Regions from separate parts of the Homo sapiens genome. Here region 2 is linked to region 1. A link is a loop called in an ENCODE intact Hi-C map of the cell type or tissue named here. Cell type or tissue: ascending aorta. All regions are shown on one strand. Each heading gives the region's core, and the rest is flanking DNA. Links, peaks and the distances in the headings are about the cores only.

The links. Peaks named below come from ENCODE experiments on the same cell type or tissue, not always from the same donor. Only the 100,000 strongest peaks of a DNase experiment are listed, where the experiment ranks them.
Region 2: a loop joins it to region 1, with 3 times the contacts of the local background. A loop is called at or near these places in 9 of 110 quality-filtered maps.

The regions. Positions count from the first base shown.
Region 1 is chr12:113,297,960-113,300,854 of GRCh38, forward strand. It overlaps TPCN1 (two pore segment channel 1), which reads left to right. Exons shown (of 28, transcript NM_017901.6): 28 at 1-626. It overlaps SLC8B1 (solute carrier family 8 member B1), which reads right to left. Exons shown (of 16, transcript NM_001358345.2): 16 at 812-2,015. The coding sequence ends at 1,818. Among named protein-coding and RNA genes, the nearest start is that of MIR6762, 7.9 kb to the left of the region's middle. RefSeq lists enhancers at 433-1,130, 1,131-1,826 and a silencer at 1,865-2,159. In ascending aorta, for the core only: a CTCF peak has its summit at 1,188; DNase peaks (open chromatin) are centred at 1,122, 1,212, 1,772 and 1,892; H3K4me3 peaks cover 1,429 bases; H3K27ac peaks cover 2,500 bases.
Region 2 is chr12:113,244,443-113,247,337 of GRCh38, forward strand. All of the region lies in intron 2 of TPCN1 (two pore segment channel 1), which reads left to right. Among named protein-coding and RNA genes, the nearest start is that of TPCN1, 24 kb to the left of the region's middle. RefSeq lists enhancers at 1,402-2,065, 2,066-2,729. In ascending aorta, for the core only: no CTCF peak of the experiment used is centred there; DNase peaks (open chromatin) are centred at 1,559 and 1,759; H3K4me3 peaks cover 2,010 bases; H3K27ac peaks cover 2,500 bases.

The sequences.
Region 1 (2,895 bases), core at 207-2,706:
TGGAAACGTGGAGGGGCCAGCAGCACCCCGGGGTCTGCCCAGGGGAGTCAAGGCCCCGAGGTGGGGGGGCCTATTCCAGGAGGAGTGGGATCTCGGCCCTGTCCAGAGCGAGTTAATGTGTCCATCTGCCCAACCCTGTCCTGAGAAAGGACCTGGTTTTGGCCAGGACCTGACAAATACCCAATGGCAGCAGTGTCAACAGACGGGAGTCCAGCCAGGGTGGGTGCCCTTGTCATTGAGGTTAGGGACAGCTATCCCCAGGTTATGCCTGGCCCCACCCAGCAGGGAGTTGGGGTCCCCCCACAGGCTGTGAGCTCTGTGGGCCCTGGGATGTGATCTAGCTCAGATGCCCTCTCATCCTTGATGTCATAGTTGAGTGCACCCAAGTGGCACCCACTGGCGGCCAGGGGCACAGCCTGGTGGTGGTGGCAATAGAACTGTGCCCCTCCTCAGCTCCTCGCTTCCCCTCCCACAGCCCCAGCCTTACTCCACCATGCGGACAATCATTTTGTACGGATCACGGGAGCAATGCTGTACGGTTTTGTACACTGGTGGTTTGTTTCCTAGAAAACCCATTGTGTCTCTGGATTTCTAGCACATTACTAAAAGAGCCTCTGCTTTGTAAACATGGCTGCTGCCTCTTGACTTCTGTGGCTTTGGGTATTGTCGGGAGAGTGGCCCCATCCAAGGCCATGGCCATTCCTGATCCTGCCTCAGCCCCACCCCGAGCTGTGCCCTGGGGTCAGCCACTTGGCACTGGCCCCAGGTGAGGAAGAACTGGTAAAAGTTGGGGGTGTCATTTTCTCTACACTTGAAATTTTGACTTTTTTTTTATTTGGAAAAGAGACAGTTGAATCCCTTTTCTTTACCAGCATAAGGCAGTCAGGCAAACCTAAGAGTTGCTTATTTCGGCAACATAAGGCGGGGTCATTGCATGACAGCAAGAAGGCACGAGGTCCCCTCATCTGTCCTTTCCCAGCTCGCAGGCCTTGGAACCCCGCCCAGGGCCCCGCTGAGGGAGGCACAGGCACAGTCCTACCGACTCCTGCCTGGCAGCTGGAGGAGCCCAGGTTCCAGCACAAAGGAGTCTGTGGACAGGCAGGGGCAGAATCCTGGAGGGAGCGCCTGAGCCACCATCCCATGTGGCAGCTGCTGGCGTAGCAGTGCCTCGGGCTGGCATCGTTTTGGAAGCAAGTGGGTTCAGTGAAGTGTGTTGCCACGAATAGCACCCGCTGCTTTTGGCTTTATTAACGTGGCAAGGAGAAATTCAAAATTAAGTATGTCTCGAATTCTGTTTGTGGCAGATGGTGCGGCTCTGGAGCTCAGCCCTCGGCGGCCTGATTCCCAGGGGTCCAAGCCACCCTCATTCTCTGAGTCAGGGTTGGGCAGCCACTTGTGTCCTGAGAAGGTGCCAGAAGGCCTGAAGCCCAGGCAAGGGGAACGGGCAGTGCCTGTGCCTCGGGGGTACCTCCAGCATGGCCTGGAGCACATCCAGCCATCCCCTTCCCCCAAACTCCAGCCCTTCTCAGAGGGGCTCTGGGGGTCATTCAAGGGGGACTTCTAGCTTCTCTCTGGAACCCTTTGTCCAGAGCAAAGCCAGGTTTCCAAGGTCCCCACGGCAAGGCTGTTGGGTGCTGGCAGCAAGAGGTACACAGCAGTTCTCCCAGCTCACAGCAGTGACCTCAGATCTCCAGCAGCAAGGGCCGCACTCTCGTGCCCACAAGGGCCTTGCAGAAATGCTCCGGTCCCTGGGCCTCCCCCGGCAGGAGGGGCGGGGCTCCTGCCTGCAGTGAGGCCACAGCACTAAGCGGCTTCAGTCACATGCTTTTCAGGTGAATCACTCCAAATTCAGTGAGGAGGGCCACGACAAGGAAGTTCAGGTAGAAGAGGAGCAGGCAGAAGCCATAGACTCTGCTGAGCTGGAAGCACTGCAATGGGACTGAGACCAGGGAGAAGACGAGGCTGAGCCCCAGGGCGCCTGCCAGGACCCACACCAGCAGTCCGTCTGGCTCCAGCTGTGGAAGAATGAGGGGAGAGAGGCTGAGTCACTGCCCGTCACAGGCCCCGCCCCGTCTGTGGCCAACACAACAATGCAGCCTCAACAACAATGCAGCCTCAACAACAATGCAGCCTCAGCAACAATGCAGCCTCAGCAACAATGCAGCCTCAACAACAATCCAGCCTCAACAACAATGCACCCTCAACAACAATGCACCCTCAACAACAATGCAATCTCAGCCGAGCACAGTGGCTCATGCCTGTAATTCCAGCACTTTGGGAGGCTGAGGCAGGTGGATCACCTGAGGTCAGGAGTTCGACCTGTATTGGCCAGGAGTTCGAGACCACTGGCCAATACAGTGAAACCCTGTATCTACTAAAAATACAAAAATTAGCCAGACATGGCAGTGTGCTACTGGGGAGGCTGAGGCAGGAGAATCACTTGAACTCAGGAGGCGGAGGTTGCAGTAAGCCGACATCGTGCTACTGCACTCCAGCTTGGGTGATGGAGTAAGACTCTGTCTCAAAAAATAAATAAAATAACAACAACAACAACAACAACAATGCAGCCTCAACAGTGTTTGAGGGCACCAGCTGGGGGCCACTTAAGGAAGACTGGCCTGCAGCAGCCCGGCCTGCCCTGTGGGATGGCATGCCCCACCCTGAAGTTACCCAGACGTGGCCCCAGAAGTTTCCAGACGCAGAAACAGCAGGGAAAAGGAACCTTCTCTTCCAACTTCAGCCAGGTCCACCTGCCTGGGTGCCTCTCCCCTGCCTCGAGTCAGATGTCATTATAATTCCCTCTGTTTTTAATGCTGAACTCTAGTCAACGACATGCACAAGCGGATGTTCACCACTTACTGTGAAATGCATCAAGAAACAATATGGATGCGTTAG
Region 2 (2,895 bases), core at 237-2,736, 53 kb before region 1:
CATCTTGCAACCAATTATCAGAAAGAGAAGGCCTGAGCAGGGGGATGTGCATTTTGCTTTCTTTCGGCGTAGCATCTCATGCTAGATTTTTATCTGGGGGCCTTTGAAGAGCCAGCCGGCACAGAAGCATGGTGGCAACGCTGTGCCTGGAAAACTCATCAGTGTCACTCTGGTTTATTTTCCTCTCCTCTTTGAGCTCTTTCCCATGGTGTGGGGCTCTCAGTGACAACTGGCAAGCGGCGGGGCGGTTGCTCGTTGTCATTCTGGTAGGCGCTGGTTTCCGGAGGGCTCCGAGTGCTTTGTGAGTATTCGCATTTGTTTCTGAGATGCTGGGAGCACGGTTGGCACTGGTCCCAGTTTCTGGATGAAGAAACTGAGGCTCTGGGGATTAAGATCGTGAACTGTGGGGAGTGGAGGAGGCACAGCTGGAGTGAACTTGGGTGTCCAGGGTTCTGTTTCGTCTCACAGAGGATGTGCGAGGGTGTATGTGTGCATTTGAGAATGTGTGAGGTTGTGTGTGTTTAAGAAAATGAGAATGAGGCTGGGCACAGTGGCTCATGCCTGTAATCCCAACACTTTGAGAGGCTGAGCTGGGTGGATGACTTGAGCCCAGGAGTTCAAGACCAGACTGGGGAACATGGTGATGAAACCCTGTCTCTACAAAAAAATACAAAAAATTAGCAGGGCATGGCAATCCATGCCTGTAGTCCCAGCTACTTGGGAGGCTGAGGTGGGAGGATTGCTTGAACCCAGGAGATAAAGGCTGCAGTGAGCCATGATCGCACCACTGCACTCCAGCCTGGGCAACAGAGTGAGACCCTGTCTCCAAAAAAAGAAAGAAAGAAAATAAAAAGGAGAGAGGTTAGAAAAGGGGGCTGGGCGCGGTGGCTCACGCCTGTAATCCCAGCACTTTGGGAGGCCGAGGCGGGCGGATCACGAGGTCAGGAGATCGAGACCATCCTGGCTAACACGGTGAAACCCCGTCTCTACTAAAAAAAAATACAAAAAATTAGCCGGGCGTGGTAGCGGGCGCCTGTAGTCCCAGCTACTCGGGAGGCTGAGGCAGGAGAATGGCGTGAGCCCGGGAGGCGGAGCTTGCAGTGAGCCGAGATCGCGCCACTGCACTCCAGCCTGGGCGACAGAGCAAGACTCCGTCTCAAAAAAAAAAAAAAAAAAAAAGAAAAGAAAAGGGGTAGGCCCCTCAGTATCACCCTTCCTGAGAACAGTCATTCTCTGCTTTTTCTGATCAGAGCTCCCTCCCAGGAGGGGCCCTTTTATCCAAAGCGATCTCTGGCCCAGGCACCAAAGAAAGGCCCCAGTGGTTTACGCAGCCGGGCTGCCCCCTGCGCCTGCTGGGTGAGGGGTGGGTCGTGGAAGCCTTCCCCTCCTGCCTGTTCTTTCCTGCTCCTCCCCAGTGCATCTTTATAGCTGGCATATGGAAACTGTTTCTATTTATCTGGCACCACCAGGACGCTGCTGCATGCTGTGCTCCAGCAAACAGAAACCTTGGATTCCCTGCAGGGTCATTTCCGATGTGGCGTGCAAAGCAGCCAGCTGTTTCGAGGGAGCGTCTGGGCCCTGTGACATCAGCATGTGGGAGTGTTACCGTGTGTGCAAACAGGTCATTCTGGTTTGTCTGCCTGTCCTCTGCACCGGGATGTCTCTCCTGCTTCGAGTCAGAGTTTGCGTTGTTGTTTTGTATTCTCATGCCTGTCAGTTCAGCTGTTTCTTTCCACTCCTTCCCGTCCTCTGAGTGGTTTTACGTTCTCTCCTCCGGGCTGATTGCCAGGATTCAGGGAGGGAGGTTAAGGGGCTGGTGCCACATAAATCTTTAGTGGCCAAAGTCTGCAGGCCTGCAAGGCTGCGCCTGTCCTCTTGGTCTGGTTTTCCCAAGAGAGCTGTCTGCCCAGGGCACCAGAAGGGCAGGACAAAATGTTTCCCTTCGTGGAACTTTCCCCAGAGGCCCAGAACAGAGATGCAGAATACAGTCTTCCTGGTTGCCAAGAGTGTTCCTGGTCAGCCTCCTCTGGTCCTTTCTGAAACCTGCATGTGGAGCTTGCTGGCTGTGGGAGCCAGGGAGACTGCAAATCCTGCCCGCCTGCCCACGCTGCTGCTCATCTCCCTCCCTCCTATGTCCGGCCCGGTTGCCTCCCAGGAAAGGTAAACATGCAGAGGCAAGGGCTAGCTGCCGGCCTTCTGGAGGAGGCAGTGGAGGGCCAGCTTCCTGACAGCCCCGTGGTGAGGTCGTCCTGTCTTCTCAAGCTGGGCCCCTGCGACGTGCCCCAGTTCCTGCCTTTCCAGCTGGCCTGGAAGAACCCGTTCTGCTCTGGGCAAGAACAGTGCCAAGGTCAGAGGCCAAAGGTGTTGCTTCTTCCGTGGTCCGTAATGAGCACCAGTTGGAGAGGGCCAGCCCCGGCACACAGAGGAAGGGGCTGGACTGGGGTGATGCGGGGTGAGCCTGCCCGGTCACTTTGTTGGCTAGGATGCTTCCTGTGCTTTCTGTGCCTGGTACTCCAAAGATGCGAGTGCCAGTCATTGACCTGGAGGTTCTGCCCAGGGTCTGTGGGCAGTAGGAGGTCAGAACAAGGCACCAGGCCACTAGAGCAGGTGGGTGTAAACAACTGTTGGCATTCGAGGCTGCCCAGGTAGAGGTCCTGGAGTGAACCCAGTGGGCACGATGGGCTTCAGTGGGGCAGAGTGTCCTCTAGCTTCACACACAGTGCTGATGACTCAGGCCAGCTGGGGGCCCCTGCACATGCTCTTAGTTCCCACGTGGAGGGTATTCATTTTGAGGAAGCTGGGCCTGCCGGGATTGGTTCCCCAGCAAGCAGGGGCTCATTCTCCCAGAAACCACTCCATCTGCACTCACACCCTGACTCACCAGGCTCACATCCT